Regions from separate parts of the Homo sapiens genome. Here region 1 is linked to region 2. The links are chromatin loops, found by intact Hi-C in ENCODE. Cell type or tissue: heart left ventricle. All regions are shown on one strand. Links, peaks and the distances in the headings refer to the core of each region. The heading gives the core; the rest is flanking DNA.

Region 1 (11,828 bases), core at 1,629-9,628, 200 kb after region 2:
AGGTTTTAAATTTACCGTGGCTTTTAAAGAAATAGGGTACACTGTTTTTTCTTTACTACTTCTATCTTTCTCCTTCTCTTTCTCCTTTCTGTCTTTGTAGATGGATTTTGGAAACACAGTGGAAGGATGTTCGCTGGTTGCCCCCATTTGCCACTATAGGAATATGTGCCTCCCTTTTATTTACTCAATTTGCTTTCATCCTGATCTAGTATGTTGTTGTAGACCCAATTCCAGTTGTTAAAGTACTAGGTTATCAGTTCTAAGGCCCTGGCAAGGGTGGTGGGGAACGGGTCCCACATAACTGCCCATGTGGAGAGCTGTATGCCTAAATTGGGAGGGACACCAGGTATAAGACTCCCTGGGTTCATAGCCTAGGGGCCTGAGGATGCAGCATAGAGCTTCCTTAGATCCCTTTGGAGATACAACCTGCTCTAATACTTGGGAGAGGAAGTGAAAGCCTGAAGCATTAGTATCTAGGAGGCAGGGATCAGAGGAAGTCGATTCAGAAGTAAGGAGGATTTTGGGGCTACACTTTCAGGAAAGTCGTAGTCAGGACCCAGGAGGTATGGATCAGTAGGAAAGGTAGGGGCACACGCATCGGCCTGTTGTGGGGTGGGGGGAGGGTGGTGGGATAGCATTAGGAGATATACTTAATGTAAATGATGAGTTAATGGGTGAAGCACTCCAACATGGCACATGTATACATATGTAACACACCTGCGAGTTGTGCACATGTATCCTAGAACTTAACGTATAATATAAAAAAAAAAGAATGAAATCATGTCCTCTTCAGCAACATGGATACAGCTGGAAGCCATTACCCTAAGCCGATTAACACAGTAACAGAAAGCCAAATACTGCATGTTATCACTTATAACTGGGACCTAAACATTGGATACACATAGACACAAAGATGGGAATGGCAGACACTGAGGACTCCAAAAAGGGATGTGATGGAGGGAGGGGGAAAGGATGGAAAAGCTACCTATTAGGTACTGTGTTCACTACCTGGGCTAGGAGCCCAAACTTCAGCATCATGCGATATACTCATGTAACAAACCTGCACATGTACCCTCTGAATCAAAAATTTAACAAATAATATTTTACAAAAAGAGAAAAAAAGAAATAAAGCCATGCACCTACAGCCATCTGATCCTCAACAATGTTGACAAAAATAAGCAATGGGAAAAGGACTCCCTATACAATAAATAGTACTGGGAAAACTGGGTGACCATATGCAAAAGAATGCAACTGGACCCTGACTTTTCACCATATAACAATTAAGTTAAGATGGATTAAAGGGGCCGGGCACGGTGGCTCACGCTTGTAATCCCAGCACTTTGGGAGGCCGAGGTGGGCAGATCACGAGGTTAGAAGGTCGAGACCATCCTGGCTAATATGGTGAAACCCCATCTCTACTAAAAATACAAAAAATTAGCTGGGCGTGGTGGTGGGCACCTGTAGTCCCAGCTACTCAGGAGGGTGAGGCAGGAGAATGGCATGAACCTGGGAGGCTGAGCTTGCAGTGAGCCAACATCAAAAAAAAAAAAAAAAAAAGACAAGATCGATTAAAGGTTTAAATGTAAGACCTGAAACTATAAGAATCCTAGATGAAAACCTAGGAAACATGATGATTTACATCAGCCTTGAGAAAGAATTTATAACTAAGTCCTCAAAAGCAATTGCAAAAAAGTAAAAATTCACAAGTGGGACTTAATTAAACTGCTTCTGTACAGCAAAAGAAACTTGAGCAAAGTAAACAGACAACCTACAGAATGGAAGAAAATATTCATAAACTATGCATCTGACAAAGGTCTAATATCCAGAATCCCTAAAGAAATTAAACAATTCATTTTTTTATTATACTTCAAGTTCGGAGATACATGTGCAGAAAGTGCAGGTTTGTTACATTGGTATACATGTGCCATGGTGGTTTGCTGCACCCATCAACCCGTCATCTACATTAGGTATTTCTCCTAATGCTATCCCTCCCCTAACCCCCCATGCCAGATAGGTCCCTGTGTGTGATGTTCCCCTCCCTGTGTCCATGTGTTCTCATTGTTCCACTCCCACTTATGAGTGAGAACAAGTGGTGTTTGGTTTTCTGTTCTTGTGTTAGTTTGCTGAGAATGATGGTTTCCAGCTTCATCCATGTCCCTGCAAAGGACATGACCTCATCCTCTTTTATGGCTGTATAGTGTTCCATGGTGTATACGTGCCACAGTTTCTTTATCTAATCTATCATTGATGGGCATTTGGGTTGGCTCCAAGTCTTCTATTGTGAACAGTGCTGCAATGAACATACATGTGCATGTGTCTTTATAGTAGAATGATTTATAATCCTTTGGGTATATACCCAGTAATGGGATTGCTGGGTCAAATGGTATTTCTGGTTCTAGACCTTCGAGGAATTGCCACACTGCCTTCCACAATGGTTGAATTAATTTGCACTCCCACCAACAGTGTAAAAGCATTCCTATTTCTCCACATCCTCTCCAGCATCTGTGGTTTCCTGACTTTTTAATGATTGCCATTCTAACTGGCATGAGATGGTATCTCATTGCGGTTTTGGTTTGCATTTCTCTAATGACCAGTGATGATGAGCTTTTTTTGCTGTTTTTTTGGCTGCATAAATGTCTTCTTTTGAGAAGTGTCTGTGCATATCCTTTGCCCACTTTTTGATGGGGTTGTTTTTTTCTTGTGAATTTGTTTAGGTTCTTTGTAGATTCTCGATATTAGCCCTTTGTCAGATGGATAGATCGCAAAAATTTTCTCCCATTCTGTAGGTTGCCTTTTCACTCTGATGATAGTTTCTTTTGCTCTGCAGAAACTCTTTAGCTTAATCAGATTCCATTTGTCAACTTTGGCTTTTGTTGCCATTGCTTTTGACGTTTTGGACATGAAGTCCTTGCCCCTGCCTATGTCCTGAATGGTATTGCCTAGGTTTTCTTCCAGGCTTTTTATGGTTTTACATCTTAAGTTTAAGTTTTTAATCCATCTTGAAATAATTTTTGTGTAAGGTTTAAGGAAGGGTCCAGTTTCAGTTTTCTGCATATGGCTAGCCAGTTTTCCCAACACCATATATTAAATAGGGAACCCTTTCCCCATTGCTTGTTTTTGTCAGGTTTATCAAAGATCAGATAATTGTAGATAAGTGGTGTTATTTCTGAGGCCTCTGTTCTGTTCCATTGGTCTGTATATCTGTTTTGGTACCAGCACCATGCTGTTTTGGGTACTGTAGCCTTGTAGTGTAGTTTGAAGTCAGGTAGCATGATGCCTCCAGCTTTGTTCTTTCTGCTTAGGATTGCCTTGGCAATGGGGGCTCTTTTTTTATTCCATATGAAATTTAAAGTAGTTTTTTCTAATTCTGTGAAGAAAGTCAATGGTAGCTTGATGGGAATAGCATTGAATCTATAAATTACTTTGGGCAGTACGGCCATTTTTACTATATTGTTTCTTCCTATCCATGAGCATGGAATTTTTTTCCATTTCTTTGTGTCCTCTTTCATTTTGTTGAGCAGTGGCTTGTAGTTCTCCTTGTAGAGGTCCTTCACATCCCTTGTAAGCAGTATTCCTAGGTATTTTATTTTCTTTGTAGCAATTGTGAATGGGAGTTCACTCATGATTTGGCTTTCTGTTTCTCTATTATTGGTGTGTAGGAATGCTTGTGATTTTTGCACATTGATTTTGTATCCTGAGACTTTGCTGAAGTTGCTTATCAGCTTAGGGAGATTTTGGACTGAGATGATGGGGTTTTCTAAATATACAGTCATGTCATCTGCAAACAGAGACAATTTGACTTCCTCTCTTCCTATTTGAATACCCTTTACTTCTTTCTCTTACCTGGCCAGAACTTCCAATACAAGCGAAAAACAAACAACCCCATTAAAGACACAGACACTTCTCTAAAGAAGACATATGAGCAGCCAAAAAATATTTTTAAAAATGCTCAACATCACTAATGAGAAATGTGAATCAAAACCACATCTCACACAAGTCAGAATGGCTATTATTAAAAAGTTTCAAAGCAACATATGCTGGCTAAGCTGCAGAAAAAAAACATAATGTGTATACATTGTTTGTGGAAATGTAAATTAGTTCCGCCACTGTGGAAAGCAGTTTGGAGATTTCTCAAAGAACTTAAAATAGAACTACTATTTGACCCAGCAATCCCAATATTAGCTATATATCAAAAAGAAAATAAGTTGCTCTACCAAAAAGACACCTCTACTCATACATTCATCACAGCACTATTCGCAATAGCAAAGACATGGCATCAACCTTGGTGCCCATCAATGGTGGACTGGATAAAGAAAATGTGATACATATACACAGTGGAATACTAGACAGCTATAAAAAAATAAAGAAATCATGTTCTTTGCAGCAACATGGATGAATTGGGAGGCAATAATCCTAAGCAAATTAACACAGCAACAGAAAACCAAATACCGCATGTTCTCACTTATAAGTGGGAACTACATTTTGGATACTTATGGACATAAATATGGGAACAATAGACACTGGGGACTACTAAAGGGGTAGGTACAGATATGAGTAAGCATTGGAAATTTGACTAATATATACCATACTCACTACCTGAGTGGCAGAATCATTTGTATCCAAACCCTCAGCATCACACAATACACCAGTGTAAAAAACCTGCATACGTACCTGAATCTAAAATAAAAGTTGAAATTATAAAAAGAGGAAAAAAAGAATGCTCATGCACAGATATGCATGTAAAAATGCCAGGGAGGGTTAATTCATAGCAACAGTTGCTATTTAACCTACTTTACTTGAGGTTGGCAAAGCAATCATTTTTTAAATATTAATTTCTGTTTAGTACAGATTGTCCTTGGTCAGGACTCCTAAACAGAGTGCAAAGTTCTGATTGTGTAATTACATACTATTGTAGGGTGAAAGAGAATTGGTAAACAGGCTCCTGCTGTGACTATAGTACTAGACTGAAGTAGGACTAAAATTGCTCTAGGACTTACTCTGGTAGAAAAGGTAGACCTATCAATAGGGGAAAAAGTCATACCTAACATGATGTAGAATTTTTTTAAATTGTCATGTATATGAATTGAGAAAAAAAATCATGCTATGCATATTATGAGACCAGTTTCCCCAATGGAATAAAATAAAGTACTTGAACAGCTGCTATATTAGCATCTGTTTGTCCATATCATCATCCAGTTACTAGAAAGACATAATTCCCACTCTTCACTCAATATATAGATGGAAGTGGTTTTTATGGTAAATAAAATTAGATTTGCAATAAGACAAAAGTAATGATTCAGGGCTTGGTTAATGTTAAGTTTAAATGTACATATCATGTTGAGAATTTTCTTTGAACACATAACAAAAAAAAAGTGCTACTGAATGAACATTATTGCAATGTAGTAAAGCAGAATGCAAATTCCTTGAGGTCAGCATTCAAGTCTGTTTTCCTCGCAGCGGTGCCCACACACCTAGCATACTGCCTGGCACACAGTAAATGCTCATTAAATATTTGTGAGGTACATGGACAGGGGAATGTGGTAGACAGCTGATGAAGCTTTTCTCCCACTGTTGCCCTAGGTGGATCATCCATAGTCAATTGATTCTGAACTCTGAGGTCCAAGTTCTGCCCTCCTCCTTCACTCTCCCCACAAGTGGGCGGGACAATCCTCCCTGGATTTGAGCACAGGGGGACGGGGGTGGTCAGAGAGAGGTAGGGGCACTCAGAGATCCAGCAGGTGCTGCACCATGAGTGTCTCTGTGCTGAGCCCCAGCAGACTCCTGGGTGATGTCTCTGGAATCCTCCAAGCGGCCTCCCTGCTCATTCTGCTTCTGCTGCTGATCAAGGCAGTTCAGCTCTACCTGCACAGGCAGTGGCTGCTCAAAGCCCTCCAGCAGTTCCCGTGCCCTCCCTCCCACTGGCTCTTCGGGCACATCCAGGAGGTAGGGAGGAACTCAATGGGGGAGTGGGAGGGCAAAGAGGGATGGGGCTCTGAGACCCTGGTCACAAAATCCATAGAGCAAAGCCTTGTTTTGTAACAAATGTGAGGACTCAAAGGAACACCCAGCCTACCTCTCTGGTCTCAGCTTTTCCCAGTCATGAGGAGCTCACTTCTCCCATGAAGCCCATCCTGCTGGTCCTCAGCTCTATCACCCGTGCCCTCCTTCTGCAGATATCAAGTGTGTCTTGGCAGTCCTGCATGTGGAGGGCAATGCCTGATTGTCTCCAGACTGATTACCCCATAAGCCTTGGCTTTCATCAAAGAACAAGGCTTCTAGATGCTCTCTGCCCAGTCACTCAATGCCATCACTCTGCCTGGCCCTGTGTTTGCCAGGGAGCACAGACACCCATCTGAGGAATCCATGCCATGAGGAGTTTATGGTCTGTGAAGAATACAGGCAGGAATTTGAGAAGGTGTCAGACTGCAGGAAAGGAGCTCACTCTGCTGGGGTGGATATCTGAGGCAGAGATCTGCTGGTATAGGGGACCAACTGGCTAAGTAAGTTTCCCCAAGACTCACGGAATTTCCACAACAGGTGATTTAGGATCTGAAAACCTGACAATTATGGGTACACATGAGGGGGGCAGCCTGCACAATGTTCTCCAGGTGAGGAGACTGGTGTTTGAGTTGCACATTGAACAGGGTGTGTTGACCTCCTGGCTCTCCTCCCACACACCCGGACTGTGAGCTCCCTGGCGGTGAGCATGTCATCCCCTTCCTGTGCCCCGGCAATCAGCAAAATCCTGGCACAGCTTGATGATCAGCTCAGGTGTGTAGAGCAAGCTTGTCCAACCCACGCCCCATGGGGCTGCATGTAGCTCAGGATGGCTTTGAATGTGGCCCAACACAAATTCGTAAACTTTCTTAAAACGTTATGAGATTATTTTGCAATTTTTTTGAGTTCATCAGCTATCATTAGTGTTAGTGTATTTTATGCATGGCTCAAGACAATTATTTTTCTTCCAATGTGGCCTAGGAAAGCCAAAAGATTGGACACACCAGGTGTAGAGGAACAGAGGAAGAAGAGAAAGGAGCAGCAAGAGGGCTGAGGAGGGACACAGCCCATCCCCTGTGCACTGCTATCCCTACAAGGGGAGGGGGGCGGGTAGGAACAGAGCAGGTAAACGGCTGCATGGAGAGGGACTCACCAAGGTGCTATGAATTGAACACACTTAAGTAGAGATAGGGGTTGCAGGGAACTGAGGCCTATTGTTTCTCAGCAAAGGAGGCAACATAGTTCTCAGCAGAGCAGAACAAATGTGGGGACCTGCCAAAGTTCTAACCCTATATGGACTGGTCCCAATACCACTCTGCCTTCTTTCCCATTCTCCTCTTTTACCATATGTTACTCACTACCTCACTACCTGCCTCTGCATTTCAACCTTTAGGTCTCTGATCACACTATGCTTGCTACCTGGAATTATCTTCTCACGCATATCTATCTGTCAAGGCCCAGCACCAAGCTACCTCCTTCAAGAAGGCCTCCTGGGTCTCCCAGTAGTGAAGGGCTGACTCTTTTTTCCATGAGCTATCCTTCTCAAGAGGCCAGAGCAGTGTTAACTTGACTCAGTTATTGTTCTGCAGTGTCATAAGTGTGGGATTCTTCTGGGAGAGACCATCTCTGATTTATGTTTGTAACCCAATAGTCCCTCAGTAAATGATGACTCAGTGAGTGAGGAAGAGCTTTCTAATGTTCAGTTCTGAGTTAGGTCCCTCTTCAAAGCTTCCCCAGATGCTTGTCCTTCATTCCATATCATGTCCATTATCCCCTACTGCACAGCCTCTAATCTTTCTTACCCCCCAACTAGACTGAAAATTCCACACAGATAAGGACCACAGCTGTATCCTAACGCAGTGCCTGAGCCACACTGGGCACATAGTATGTGTGCAGTAAGCATGGGCTGAATGAAGGAGCCTACCCCACAGTAGGGCAAGCTGCCTCAGAGCTGGACAATATGATTATCAGAAGGAGATGGGCAGATATTCGATACCTATGTGGTAGACAGTTGCTTTGATTTACTAGAAGCAGTTGAAATAAAGAAGAGTTGGCTACATGGAACATCACTAGGACCCAATGTCTTTGAGGGTTCCAGATGAGATTAAAGCAAAGCTGAGTCTTGAAAGCTGAGGAGAGGTGGCTGCTCTGTGGCAGAGGGGAAGGGCATTCAAGGTAGAGAAAAGAGCAAGTGCCAGGGCCCAGAAGAGTGAGCAGGTGTAGCTGGTGTGCGATTCAGCAGCAGTGGTGGCATCGGCATTGGAGCTGAAACAAACGGGTGATGGTGGAATTGCCAGCAGGGCTGGAGGCAAGAAAAGAGAAGTTGAAGCCAGAAAGCCAAGGGCTTTGTGATCCACATCGAAGAGTTTAGAAAGATGACTGCAGGCAGCAGGGAGCTCATAATTCGTTGATAAGTGAAAATGAGAATAAGAAACCCAAATCTCAAAATTATTGTCCAACACCAGCACCATATGCATATACTCAGACTCCATCCCATAAATCTGTACATATTCAACATGTAGAATACTATTATGCACACAATTTTATAGTTAATCTTTTTTTGCTTACCAATACACATCCCAAATGCTATTTTATCTTAACAAATATTTACCGTATATGCTGGGATAATATTGAAAATATAACAAGTATGATTATATAAAGGCATTGTGTAATTTAAAATGTTTACATTAATTCATTTTATTCTCTAGATATACTAAATGATTTTACAAATCTACTTATCAACTAATATGAGTTATACACATTGCCCATGGAAATTGTTGTATTTATGACTTCCAGAGATGTTACACAACATGAAGACAATGGCTGACTTAAATTTCTGCTGGCAGCATTGAGCGAGGGCTCATAGCGCTTGGCCTAAGGTCAAGTCCTGGGGAGAGAGCAAGAATCTGGATCACAGCTCAGGTCATCAGAAACAGATCTAAATCCCTAACCTGCGCTACATGGCTCCTGTAGTTGTCCTGCCCTTCACTCCTGCTGCAAAGACTAGAAGTAAATGAAAGTGTTCATCTGTCTACCCTTGTTGACAGCTCCAACAGGACCAGGAGCTACAACGGATTCAGAAATGGGTGGAGACATTCCCAAGTGCCTGTCCTCATTGGCTATGGGGAGGCAAAGTTCGTGTCCAGCTCTATGACCCTGACTATATGAAGGTGATTCTGGGGAGATCAGGTGAGATCGAACCCCCATCCCAACTGCAATGTGTCTTCCCTCTTGACACATGCTCCTGGGTCTGTAAAATTCCAGAAGAGAGTGGCTGTTCAAACATCAATATCTGAAACCTCTCCCACGCATCCACCAAGCCCACCATGCCCAGGCTATAGTCAAAAATAGTTACTGAACTCCGAATGTTTAAAACAATATGTGGGGCTGAATTTTCTATTCTTTTTTCTATTTCTCTATTAAGAAAATTGAGGTTTTCTGAAATGTAAATTGTCCCAGATCTGTAAAACAAATTTCATACCCACATTGACCTGGGTTTCAAAGCTCTAATTGTTGCCTGTCTTGGTCAGGAGGTGACTAGGAAATCATCAATGTAGAAAAACCCATGGCTCTATGTTATTCATTGTCATTGAAGACCTAGCCTATGTTTCTCACCAATTCACCTTCCTAACCCTCTGGATGTTTTCCTGCTGGAACACTGAGTCTGTCTTCCTGAGCCCACACTGACCTTCAGGACAGAAATAGAAGTGGATGGGAGTCAAGTGGGAGGTGACATGGGTCAAACTGCCAACTGACAGACACCAAGAATTGATGCAGCCTCTAAGACTGCCTTCTTAGTAACTCCTAGTTTCCTATAAAGCCCTTTCTTGCCTTTCAGACCCGAAATCCCATGGTTCCTACAGATTCCTGGCTCCATGGATTGGTATGTGTGCAAACTAGGACTGCAGCCCACTCCCTAGTCAGGTTTGAGTTATTTATTTGGCTCACAGAGAACAACAGATTAGAGGCCACCACTATCATGACCTTATCCCCAAATCAAGCCTCACTTCCTTCTTCTAACAAGACCCTCACCCCTTCCTAATGCTGGTACAAACCTTCCTGAGGCTCAGCTTCTTCTATTTCATGTCTCAGTTCTCTCCAGACATCCTTGGCCTCACATTTATTTTACATCTGCCCACAACCCTTTTCAACTTTTATCTCACAGCTGTCATAATCACATGCATGTAGCAGCTCAATCAGAATATTCACATGCCTGAAATATACCTCCTTTTCCTGCATTTGCCCATGACGTGGCTTCTTCTGGATAGTTCTCCCCTTGAGAAGCCACCTTTCTCCCTCCCAAATTGTCACCAGTCATCCCTAGCTCCTTGCAGCCCCTGACACACACACACACACACACACACACACAAACACACATTCATGTCTCTCTTAGGGTACGGCTTGCTCCTGTTGAATGGGCAGACATGGTTCCAGCATCGACGGATGCTGACCCCAGCCTTCCACTATGACATCCTGAAGCCCTATGTGGGGCTCATGGCAGACTCTGTACGAGTGATGCTGGTGAGTCCATGTCTCTCTCCTCTCCCCACACCCACTCACAGCACACACTCTCACCAACTCCACTCTCAACCCTGTGTCCCACAGGCAGACATAGACATAGACACATGGAACAACACTCTCAGGTCATTGCTGTGAGAGTAGAGGGTTCCCCAGAGTTGTATAAGGTAGGAGAACACCCAGGCATCAGGTCATATCCACGCTTTGTTCCCCACCATAGGAATAGAGATTCATGGTGAATGCAAGGCCCTTCTCCTCCCACTTTGGAACCTTCAGCACAAGGGACTGGAGGAGTATGCAATCTTGCTGGACAGTAGGACTTCCTATGCTGGCTGGCCTGGGCAATGGCAGCTTCAGTGGCAGCATGGACAGGCCAAGATGTCACCCACCCAGGCTCTGGCCTGGGGCCCCGGGTTTCTGCATGGATTTAAGCCACCCTGGGAAGGAAATGAACACCAGGTCTATGTTCTCAGAGCAATACCTTCCATAGATAGCATCATCTCCAGTCAGGACTCTGATTTCTCACCCAACTGTGCCCAGCACATTTTGATGAATGGAAAAGAATTGAAGTCCCTGTTTTCTCTACAACAGAGTGCCCATTCCGGCCCCTCAAGCTATCTTTGGCACTGAAACTTTCCTACTAGTCCCTCAGAACTAGCTCAGCTCTCAGAACACTGAAGAGTCCCCCATTATTTATCCCAGAACAACAATAGCAATACAATTTTCACAACCATATGTCCTAACTGAATCTCAAAATTCAATACTTAATCCATGCTATTGTGAGAGGATCTGTTGAATGTTGTATTAAAAGTGTGTGAGAATTAGGCGTCAGTTTACCAACACTGGCTTTACAGTCTCAGTTTCTACAATGCATCTGCTCTGTAAAGTGAGGAATCCCAACCAAGATATCTGCATGCTACAGGAAAAAACAGGATATCTGCAGGTACATGAAAAAGCCAGGCCTTATTAGCAAAGCACTTCTTGGAGATTAAGAAGGTCCATGCCCCCTCCCACCACAGGACAAATGGGAAGAGCTCCTTGGCCAGGATTCCCCTCTGGAGGTCTTTCAGCACGTCTCCTTGATGACCCTGGACACCATCATGAAGTGTGCCTTCAGCCATCAGGGCAGCATCCAGGTGGACAGGTCAGTGACAACCCTCCAGCTGCAGGGCCCTTGTTCTTATCAAGTGGAGTGCACATACCTGAGGGGCAGGTGGGGCAGCGTGAAGGCTCACCGCCACACAAAGGAAGAGTCAGTCCCTGACCAAACTCTAATTCCAGTCCAGACCAAACAAAGTCTCAGGAACAGATGC
Region 2 (11,392 bases), core at 1-8,000:
GCCTTGAGGCAATGTTTCTTCTATCTTACAGCCCTATTATCCTTTGGCCTTTATCAGATGGTATGAACATCCAGGGTCCACCTGTGCTAGGAATTAGGCATCTGTTCCTGAGACTTTGTTTGGTCTGGACAGGAATTAGAGTTTGGTCAGGGACTGACTCTTCCTTTGTGTGGCGGTGAGCCTTCACGCTGCCCCACCTGCCCCTCAGGTATGTGCACTCCACTTGATAAGAACAAGGGCCCTGCAGCTGGAGGGTTGTCACTGACCTGTCCACCTGGATGCTGCCCTGATGGCTGAAGGCACTCTTCATGATGGTGTCCAGGGTCATCAAGGAGACGTGCTGAAAGACCTCCAGAGGGGAATCCTGGCCAAGGAGCTCTTCCCATTTGTCCTGTGGTGGGAGGGGGCATGGACCTTCTTAATCTCCAAGAAGTGCTTTGCTAATAAGGCCTGGCTTTTTCATGTACCTGCAGATATCTTGTTTTTTCCTGTAGCTTGCAGATATCTTGGTTGGGATTCTTCACTTTACAGAGCAGATGCATTGTAGAAACTGGGACTGTAAAGCCAGTGTTGGTAAACTGACACCTAATTCTCACACACTTTTAATACAACATTCAACAGATCCTCTCACAATAGCATGGATTAAGTATTGAATTTTGAGATTCAGTTAGGACATATGCTTGTGAAAATTTTGTTGTTATTGTTGTTCTGGGATAAATAATGGGGGACTCTTCAGTGTTCTGAGAGCTGAGCTAGTTCTGAGGGACTAGTAGGACACCAACTTTAGGGCAGAAAGTTTCAGTGCCAAAGATAGCTTAAGGGGCTAGTATGGGCACTGTGTTGTAGAGAAAACAGGGACTTCAATTCTTTTCCATTCATCAAAATGTGCTGGGCACAGTTGGGTGAGAAATCAGAGTCCTGACTGGAGATGATGCTATCTATGGAAGGTATTGCTCTGAGAACATAGACCTGGTGTTCATTTCCTTCCCAGGGTGGCTTAAATCCATGCAGAAACCTGGGGCCCCAGGCCAGAGCCTGGGTGGGTGACATCTTGGCCTGTCCATGCTGCCACTGAAGCTGCCATTGCCCAGGCCAGCCAGCATAGGAAGTCCTACTGTCCAACAAGATTGCATATGCCTCCAGTCCCTTGTGCTGAGGTTCCAAAGTGGGAGGAGAAGGGCCTTGTGTTCACCATGAATCTCTATTCCTATGGTGGGGAACAAAGTGTGGATATGACCTGATGCCTGGGTGTTCTCCTACCTTATACAACTCTGGGGAACCCTCTACTCTCACAGCAATGACCTGAGAGTGTTGTTCCATGTGTCTATGTCTATGGCTGCCTGTGGGACACAGGGTTGAGAGTGGAGTTGGTGAGAGTGTGTGCTGTGAGTGGGTGTGGGGAGAGGAGAGAGACATGGACTCACCAGCATCACTCGTACAGAGTCTGCCATGAGCCCCACGTATGGCTTCAGGATGTCATTGTGGAAGGCTGGGGTCAGCATCCGTCGATGCTGGAACCATGTCTGCCCATTCAACAGGAGCAAGCCGTACCCTAAGGTAGACACGAATATGTGTATGTGTGTGTATCAGAGGCTGCACGGACCTAGGGATGACTGGTGACAATTTGGGAGGGAGAAAGGTGGCTTCCTGGGGGAAGAACTATCCAGAAGAAGCCACATCATGGGCAAATGCAGGAAAAGGAGGTATATTTCAGGCATGTGAATTTTCTAATTGAGCTGCTACATCCATGTGATTATGACAGCTGTGAGATAAAGGTTGAAAAGGGTTGTGGGCAGATGTAAAATAAATGTGAAGCCAAGGATGTCTGGAGAGAACTGAGACATGAAATGGAAGAAGCTGAGCCTCAGGAAGGTTTGCACCAGCATTAGGAAGGGGTGAGGGTCTTGTTAGAAGAGGGAAATGAGGCTTGATTTGGGGATGAGGTCATGATAGTGGTGGCCTCTAATCTGTTGTTCTCTGTGAGCCAAATAAATAACTCAAACCTAACTAGGGAGTGGGCTGCAGTCCTAGTTTGCACACATACCAATCCGTGGAGCCAGGAATTTGTAGGATCCATGGGATTTCGGGTCTGAAAAGTAAGAAAGGGCTTTATAGGAAACTAGGAGTTACTAAGAAGGCAGTCTCAGAGGCAGCATCAGTTCTTGGTGTCTGTCAGTTGGCAGTTTGACCCATGTCACCTCCCACTTGACTCCCATCCACTTCTATTTCTGTCCTGAAGGTCAATGTGGGCTCAGGAAGACAGACTCAGTGTTCCAGCAGGAAAACACCCAGAGGGCTAGGAAGGTGAATTGGTGAGATACATAGGCTAGGTCTTCAATGACAATGAATAATACAGAGCCATGGGTTTTTCTACATTGATGTTTTCCTAGTCACCTCCTGACCAGGACAGGCAACAATTAGAGCTTCGAAACCCAAGTCAATGTGGGTATGAAATTTGTTTTACAGATCTGGGGCAATTTACGTTTCAGAAAACCTCAATTTTCTTAATAGAGAAATAGAAAAAAGAATAGAAAATTCAGCCCCACATATTGTTTTAAACATTCAGTATTCAGTAAATATTTTTGACTACAGCCTGGGCATGGTGGGCTTGGTGGATGCGTGGGAGAGGTTTCAGATATTGATGTTTGAACAGCCACTCTCTTCTGGAATTTTACAGACCCAGGGGCATGTGTCAAGAGGGAAGAGAAATTGCAGTTGGGATGGGGGTTCGATCTCACCTGATCTCCCCAGAATCACCTTCATATAGTCAGGGTCATAGAGCTGGACACGAACTTTGCCTCCCCATATCCAATAAGGACAGGCACTTGGGAATGTCTTCACCCGTTCCTGAATCCGTTGTAGCTCCTGGTCGTGTTGGAACTGTCAACGAGGGTAGACAGATGAACACTTTCATTTACTTCTAGTCTTTGCAGCAGGAGTGAAGGGCAGGACAACTACAGGAGCCATGTAGCACGGGTTAGGGATTTAGATCTGTTTCTGATGACCTGAGCTGTGATCCAGATTCTTTGTATCTCCCCAGGACTTGACCTTAGGCCAAGCGCTATGAGCCCTCACTCAATGCTGCCAGCAGAAATTTAAGTCAGCCATTGTCTTCATGTTGTGTAACATCTCTGGAAGTCATAAATACAACAATTTCCTTGGGCAATGTGCATAACTCGTATTACTTGATGAGCAGATTTGTAAAATCATTTGGTATATCTAGAGAATAAAATGAATTAATGTGAACATTTTAAATTACACAATAATTTTATATAATCATACTTGTTATATTTTCAATATTGTCCCAGAATATATGGTAAATATTTGTTGAGATAAAATAGCATTTGGGATGTGTATGGCTAAGCAAAAAAAGATTAACTATAAAATTGTGTGCATAATAGTATTCTACATGTTGAATATGTACAGATTTATGGGATGGAGTCTGAGTATATGCATATGGTGCTGGTGTTGGACTATAATTTTGAGATTTGGGTTTCTTATTCTCATTTTCACTTATCAATGAATTATGAGCTCCCTGCTGCCTGCAGTCATCTTTCTAAACTCTTCGATGTGGATCACAAAGCCCTTGGCTTTCTGGCTTCAACTTCTCTTTTCTTGCCTCCAGCCCTGCTGGCAATTCCACCATCACCCGTTTGTTTCAGCTCCAACGCCGATGCCACCACTGCTGCTGATTCACACACCAGCTACACCTGCTCACTCTTCTGGGCCCTGGCACTTGCTCTTTTCTCTACCTTGAATGCCCTTCCATCTGCCACAGAGCAGCCACCTCTCCTCAGCTTTCAAGACTCAGCTTTGCTTTAATCTCATCTGGAACCCTCAAAGACATTGGGTCCTAGTGATGTTCCATGTAGCCAACTCTTCTTTATTTCAACTGCTTCTAGTAACTCAAAGCAACTGTCTACCACATAAGTATCTAATGTCTGCCCACCTCCTTCTGATAATCATATTGTCCAGCTCTGAGGCAGCTTGCCCTACTGTGGGGTAGGCTCCTTCATTCAGCCCATGCTTACTGCACACATACTATGTGCCCAGTGTGGCTCAGGCACTGCGTTAGGACACAGCTGTGGTCCTTATCTGTGTGGAATTTTCAGTCTAGTTGGGGGGTAAGGAAGATTAGAGGCTGTGCAGTAGGGGATAATGGACATGAGATGGAATGAAGGACAAGCATCTGGGGAAGCTTTGAAGAGGGACCTAACTCAGAACTGAACATTAGAAAGCTCTTCCTCACTCACTGAGTCATCATTTACTGAGGGACTATTAGGTTACAAACATAAATCAGAGATGGTCTCTCCCAGAAGAATCCCACACTTATGACACTGCAGAACAGTAACTAAGTCAAGTTAACACTGCTCTGGCCTCTTGAGGATAGCCCATAGAAAAAAGAGTCGGCCCTTCACTTCTGGGAGACCCAGGAGGCCTTCTTGAAGAAGGTAGCTTGGTGCTGGGCCTTGACCGATAGATATGAGTGAGAAAATAATTCCAGGTAGCAAGCACATTGTGATCAGAGGCCTAGAGGTTGAAATGCAGAGGCAGGTAGTGAGGTAGTGAGTAACATATGGTAAAAGAGGAGAATGGGAAAGAAGGTGGAGTGGTATTGGGACCAGTCCATATAGGGCTAGAACTTTGTCAGGTCCCCACATTGGTTCTGCTCTGCTGAGAACTATGTTGCCTCCTTTGCTGAGAAACAATAGGCCTCAGCTCCCTGCAACCCCTATCTCTACTTAAGTGTGTTCAATTCATAGCACCTTGGTGAGTCCCTCTCCATGCAGCCGTTTACCTTGCTCTGTTCCTACCCGCCCCTCTCCCCATGCAGGGATAGCAGTGCACAGGGGATGGGCTGTGTCCCTCCTCAGCCCTCTTGCTGCTCCTTTCTCTTCTTCCTCTGTTCCTCTACACCTGGTGTGTCCAATCTTTTGGCTTTCCTAGGCCACATTGGAAGAAAAATAATTATCTTGGGCCGTGCATAAAATACACGAACACTAATGATAGCTGATGAGCTCAAAAAAATTGCAAAATAATCTCATAATGTTTTAAGAAAGTTTACGAATTTGTGTCGGGCCACATTCAAAGCCATCCTGAGCTACATGCAGCCCCATGGGGCATGGGTTGGACAAGCTTGCTCTATTCACCTGAGCTGACCATCAAGCTGTGCCAGGATTTTGCTGATTGCCGGGGCACAGGAAGGGGATGACATGCTCACCTCCAGGGAGCTCACAGTCTGGGTGCGTGGGAGGAGAGCCAGGAGGTCAATACACCCTGTTCAATGTGCAACTCAAACACCAGTCTCCTCACTTGGAGGACATTGTGCAGGCTGCCCCCTTCATGTGTACCCACAATTGTCAGGTTTTCAGGTCCTAAATCACCTGTTGTGGAAATTCCGTGAGCCTTGGGGAAACTTACTTAGCCAGTTGGTCCCCTACACCAGCAGATCTCTGCCTCAGATATCCACCCCAGCAGAGTGAGCTCTTTTCCTGCAGTCTGACACCTTCTCAAATTCCTGCCTGTATTCTTCACAGACCATGAACTCCTCATGGCACAGAGTCCTCAGATGGGTGTCTGTGCTCCCAGGCAAATGCAGGGCCAGGCAGAGACAATGGCATTGAGTGACTGGACAGGGAGCATCTAGAAGCCTTGTTCTTTGAGAAAAGCCAAGGCTTATGGGGTAATCAGTCTGGAGACAATCAGGCATTGCCCTCCATGTGCAGGACTGCCAAGACACACTTGATATCTGCAGAAGGAGGGCATGTGTGATAGAGCTGAGGACCAGCAGGATGGGCTTCATGGGAGGAGTGAGCTCCTCATGACTGGGACAAGCTGAAACCAGAGAGGTAGGCTGGGTGTTCCTATGAGGCCTCACGTTTGTTACAAAACAAGGCTTTGCTCTATGGATTTTGTGACCAGGGTCTCAGAGCCGCATCCCTCCTTGCCCTCCCACTCCCCCACTGAGTTCCTCCCTACCTCCTGGATGTGCCCGAAGAGCCAGTGGGAGGGAGGGCACGGGAACTGCTGGAGGGCTTTGAGCAGCCACTGCCTATGCAGGTAGAGCTGAGCTGCCTTGATCAGCAGCAGAAGCAGAATGAGCAGGGAGGTCACTTGGAGGATCCCGGAGACACCACCCAGGCGTCTGCTGGGGCTCAGGACAGAGACACTCATGGTGCAGCACCTGCTGGATCTCTGAGTGCCCCTTCCTCTCTCTGACCACCCCTGTCCACCTGTGCTTAAGTCATGGGAGGATTGTCCCGCCCACTTGTGGGGAGAGTGAAGGGGGAGGGCAGAACTTGGACCTCAGAGTTCAGAATCGATTGACTTTGGATGATCCACCTAGGGGAACAGTGGGAGAACAGCTTCATCAGCTGTCTACCACATTCCCCTGTCCATGTACCTCACAAATATTTAATGAGCATTTACTGTGTGCCAGGCAGTATGCTAGGGGTGTGGGCACCGCTGCGAGGAAAACAGACTTGAATGCTGACCTCAAGGAATTTGCATTCTGCTTTACTACATTGCAATAATGTTCATTCAGTAGCACTTTTTTTTTGTTATGTGTTCAAAGAAAATTCTCAACATGATATGTATATTTAAACTTAACATTAACCAAGCCCTGAATCATTACTTTTGTCTTATTGCAATCTAATTTTATTTACCATAAAAACCACTTCCATCTATATATTGAGTGAGGAGTGGGAATTATGTCTTTCTATTAACTGGATGATGATATGGACAAACAGATGCTAACATGGCAGCTGTTCAAGTACTTTATTTTATTCCATTGGGGAGACTGGTCTCATAATATCCATAGCATGATTTTTTTCTCAATTCATATACATGACAATTTAAAAAAATTCTACATCATGTTAGTTATGACTTTTTCCCCCATTGATAGGTCTACCTTCTCTACCAGAGAAAGTCCTAGAGCAATTTTAGTCCTACTTCAGTCTAGTACTATAGCCACAGCAGGAGCCTGTTTACCAATTCTCTTTCATCCTACAATAGTATGTAATTATACAATCAGAACTTTGCAGTCTGTTTAGGAGCCCTGACTAAGGACAATCTGTACTAAACAGAAATTAATATTTAAAAAATGATTTCTTTGTCAACCTCAAGTAAAGTAGGTTAAATAGTAACTATTGCTATGAATTAACCCTCCCTGGCATTTTTACATGCATATCTGTGCATGAGCATTGTTTTTGTTCCTCTTTTTATAATTTCAACTTTTATTTTAGATTCAGGTACGTATGCAGGTTTTTTACACTGGTATATTGTGTGATGCTGAAGGTTTGGATACAAATGATTCTGCCACTCAGGTAGTGAGTATGGTATATATTAGTCAAATTTCCAATGGTTACTCATATCTGTACCTACCCCTCTAGTAGTCCCCAGTGTCTATCATTCCCATATTTATGTCCATAAGTATCCAACATGTAGTTCCCACTTATAAGTGAGAACATGTGGTATTTGGTTTTCTGTTGCTGTGTTAATTTGCTTAGGATTATTGCCTCCCAATTCATCCATTTGCTGCAAAGAACATGATTTCATTATTTTTTTTTTACAGCTGCCTAGTATTCCACTGTGTATATGTATCACATTTTCTTTATCCAGTCCACCATTGATGGGCACCAAGGTTGATGCCATGTCTTTGCTATTGCGAATAGTGCTGTGATGAATGTATGAGTAGAGGTGTCTTTTTGGTAGAGCAACTTATTTTCTTTTGGATAGATAGCTAACATTGGGATTGCTGGGTCAAATAGTACTTCTATTTTAAGTTCTTTGAGAAATCTCCAAACTGCTTTCCACAGTGGCGGAACTAATTTACATTTCCACAAACAATGTATACACATGATTTTTTTTTTTCTGCAGCTTAGCCAGCATACGTTGCTTTGAAACTTTTTAATAATAGCCATTCTGACTTGTGTGAGATGTGGTTTTCATTCACATTTCTGTTGATTAGTGATGTCGAGCATTTTTTTCAATATTTGTTGGCTGCTCATATGTCTTCTTTAGAGAAGTGTCTGTGTCTTTAATGGGGTTGTTTGTTTTTTGCTTGTATTGGAAGTTCTGGACAGGTAAGAGAAAGAAATAAAGGGTATTCAAATAGGAAAACAGAAGTCAAATTGTCCCTGTTTGCAGATGACATGATTGTATATTTAGAAAACCCCATCGTCTCAGTCCAAAATCTCCTTAAGCTGATAAGCAACTTCAGCAAAGTCTCATGATACAAAATCAACATGCAAAAATTACAAGCATTCCTACACACCAATAAGAGACAAACAGAAGCCAAATCATGAGTGAACTCCCACTCACAATTGCTACAAAGAAAATAAAATACCTAGGAATACCACTTACAAGGGATGCGAAGGACCTCTACAAGGAGAACTACAAAACACTGCTCAACAAAATAAAAGAGGACACAAACAAATGGAAAAAAATTCCATGCTCATGGATAGGAAGAATCAATATAGTAAAAATGGCCATACTGCCCAAAATAATTTATAGATTCAGTGCTATTCCCATCAAGGTACCATTGACTTTCTTCACAGAATTAGAAAAACTTCTTTAAATTTCATATGGAACAAAAAAGAGCCCGCATTGCCAAGACAATCCTAAGCCAAAAGAACAAAGCTGGAGGCATCATGCTACGTGACTTCAAACTATACTACAAGTCTACAGTAACCAAAACAGCATGGTACTGGTACCAAAACAGATATACAGACCAAAGAAACAGAACAGAGGCCTCGGAAATAACACCACATATCTACAATTATCTGATCTTTGACAAACCTGACAAAAACAAGCAATGGGGAAAGGATTTCCTATTTAATATATGGTGCTGGGAAAACTGGCTAGCCATATGCAGAAAACTGAAACTGGAACCCCTTCCTTACACCTTATACAAAAATTAACTCAAGATGGATTAAAAACTTAAGATGTAAAACCATAAAAAGCCTGGAAGAAAACCTCAGCAATACCATTCAGAACATAAGCATGGGCAAGGACTTCATGTCCAAAACATCAAAAGCAATGGCAACAAAAGCCAAAATTGACAAATGGAATCTAATTAAACTAAAGAACTTCTGCAGAGCAAAAGAAACTGTCATCAGAGTGAGCAGGCAACCTACAGAATGGGAGAAAATTTTTGCGATCTATCCATCTGACAAAGGGCTAATATCGCGAATCTACAAAGAACCGAAACAAAATTCACAAGAAAAAAACAACCCCATCAAAAAGTGTGCAAAGGATATGAAACGACACTTCTCAAAAGAAGACATTTATGTAGCCAAAAAACAGAGCAAAAAAAGCTCATCATCACTGGTCATTAGAGAAATGCAAATCAAAACCGCAATGAGATACCATCTCATGCCAGTTAAAATGGCAATCATTAAAAAGTCTGGAAACCACAGATGCTGGAGAGGATGTGGAGAAATAGGAATGCTTTTATGAAGGGGTGGCCTGCCCCTCCACACCTGTGGGTATTTCTAGTCGGGTGGGACAAGAGACTGAGAAAAGAAATAAGACACAGAGGCAAAGTATAGAGAAACAACAGTGGGCCCAGGAGACCGGCACTCAGCACACCAAGGACCTGCACAAGCACCAGTCTCTGAGTTCCCTCAGTTTTTATTGATTATTATTTTCAATATTTCAGCAAAAAGGAATGTAGTAGGAGAGCAGGGTGATAATAAGGAGAAGGTCAGCAAAAAACATGTGAGCAAAACAATCTATATCATAATTAAGTTCAAGGGAAGGTACTATGCTTGGATGTGCACGTAGGCCAGATTTATGTTTCTCTCCACCCAAACATCTCAGCGGAATAAAGAATAATAAGGCAGCATTACTGCAAACATGTCTCGCCTCCCACCATAGGGCGGTTTTTCTCCTATCTCAGAATTGAACAAATGTACAATCGGGTTTTATACCAAGACATTCAGTTCCCGGGGCAGGCAGGAGACAGTGGCTTTCCTCTATCTCAACTGCAAGAGGCTTTCCTCTTTTACTAATCCACCTCAGCACAGACTCTTTACGGGTGTTGGGCTGGGGGACAGTCAGGTCTTTCTCATCCCACGAGGCCATATTTCAGACTGTCACATAGGGAGAAACCTTGGGCAATACCCAGCTTTCAAGGGCAGAGGTCCCTGTGGCTTTCCGCAGTGCATTGTGCCCCTGGTTTGTTGAGACTAGAGACTGGTGATGACTTTTACCAAGTATACTGCTTGTAAACATTTTTTTAACAAGGCACGTCCTACACAGCCTTAGATCCCTTAAACCTTAATTTCATACAGCACATGTTTTTATGAGCTCCAGGTTGGGTCAAAGTGGCTGGGGCAAAGTGGTTGGGGCAAAGCTACAAATTAACAACATCTCAGCAAAGCAATTGTTTAAAGTACAGGTCTTTTTCAAAATGGAGTCTCTTATGTCTTTCCTTTCTACATAGCCACAGTAACAGTCTGATCTCTCTTTCTTTTCCCTATACTTTTACACTGTTGGAGGGAGTGCAAATTAATTCAACCATTGTGGAAGGCAGTGTGGCAATTCCTCAAGGATCTAGAACCAGAAATACCATTTGACCCAGCAATCCCATTACTGGGTATATACCCAAGGGATTATAAATCATTCTACTATAAAGACACATGCACACGTATGTTCATTGTGGCACTGTTCACAATAGAAGAGATTTGGAGCCAACCCAAATGCCCATCAATGATAGATTGGAAAAAGAAAATGTGGCACATATACACCATGGAACACTATACAGCCATAAAAAAGGATGACGTCACGTCCTTTGCAGGGACATGGATGAAGCTGGAAACCATCATTCTCAGCAAACTAACACAAGAACAGAAAACCAAACACCACATGTTCTCACTCATAAGTGGGAGTGGAACAATGAGAACACATGGACACAGGGAGGGGAACATCACACATGGGGACCTGTCTGGGATGGTGGGTTAGGGGAAGGATAGCATTAGGAGAAATACCTAATGTAGATGACAGGTTGATGGGTGCAGCAAACCACCATGGCACATCTATACCAATGTAACAAACCTGCACGTTCTGCACATGTATCTCAGAACTTAAAGTATAATAAAAAAATGAATTGTTTAATTTCTTTAGGGATTCTGGATATTAGACCTTTGTCAGATGCATAGTTTGCGAATATTTTCTCCCATTCTGTAGGTTGTCTGTTTACTTTGTTTATAGTTTCTTTTGCTGTGCAGAAGCACTTTAATTAAGTCCCACTTGTGAATTTTTACTTTTTTGCAATTGCTTTTGAGAACTTAGTTATAAATTCTTTCTCAAGGCTGATGTAAATCATCATGTTTCCTAGGTTTTCATCTAGGATTCTTATAGTTTCAGGTCTTACATTTAAACCTTTAAT

The links. A loop is a pair of places that touch in the nucleus more often than their neighbours do. Peaks named below come from ENCODE experiments on the same cell type or tissue, not always from the same donor. Only the 100,000 strongest peaks of a DNase experiment are listed, where the experiment ranks them.
Region 1: it touches region 2 in a loop (19-fold over the local background); 4 of 110 quality-filtered maps call a loop at or near these places.

Annotation. Positions count from the first base shown.
Region 1 is chr1:46,935,354-46,947,181 of GRCh38, reverse strand. It overlaps CYP4A11 (cytochrome P450 family 4 subfamily A member 11), which reads left to right and starts at 5,706. Exons shown (of 12, transcript NM_000778.4): 1 at 5,706-5,943; 2 at 9,045-9,186; 3 at 9,836-9,880; 4 at 10,391-10,518; 5 at 11,535-11,659. The coding sequence starts at 5,749. In heart left ventricle, for the core only: no CTCF peak of the experiment used is centred there; no DNase peak of the experiment used is centred there.
Region 2 is chr1:47,132,268-47,143,659 of GRCh38, reverse strand. It overlaps CYP4A22 (cytochrome P450 family 4 subfamily A member 22), which reads right to left and starts at 6,219. Exons shown (of 12, transcript NM_001010969.4): 1 at 5,980-6,219; 2 at 2,739-2,880; 3 at 2,045-2,089; 4 at 1,425-1,552; 5 at 267-391. The coding sequence starts at 6,174. The region is part of intron 5 of CYP4A22-AS1 (CYP4A22 antisense RNA 1); the gene reads left to right. In heart left ventricle, for the core only: no CTCF peak of the experiment used is centred there; no DNase peak of the experiment used is centred there.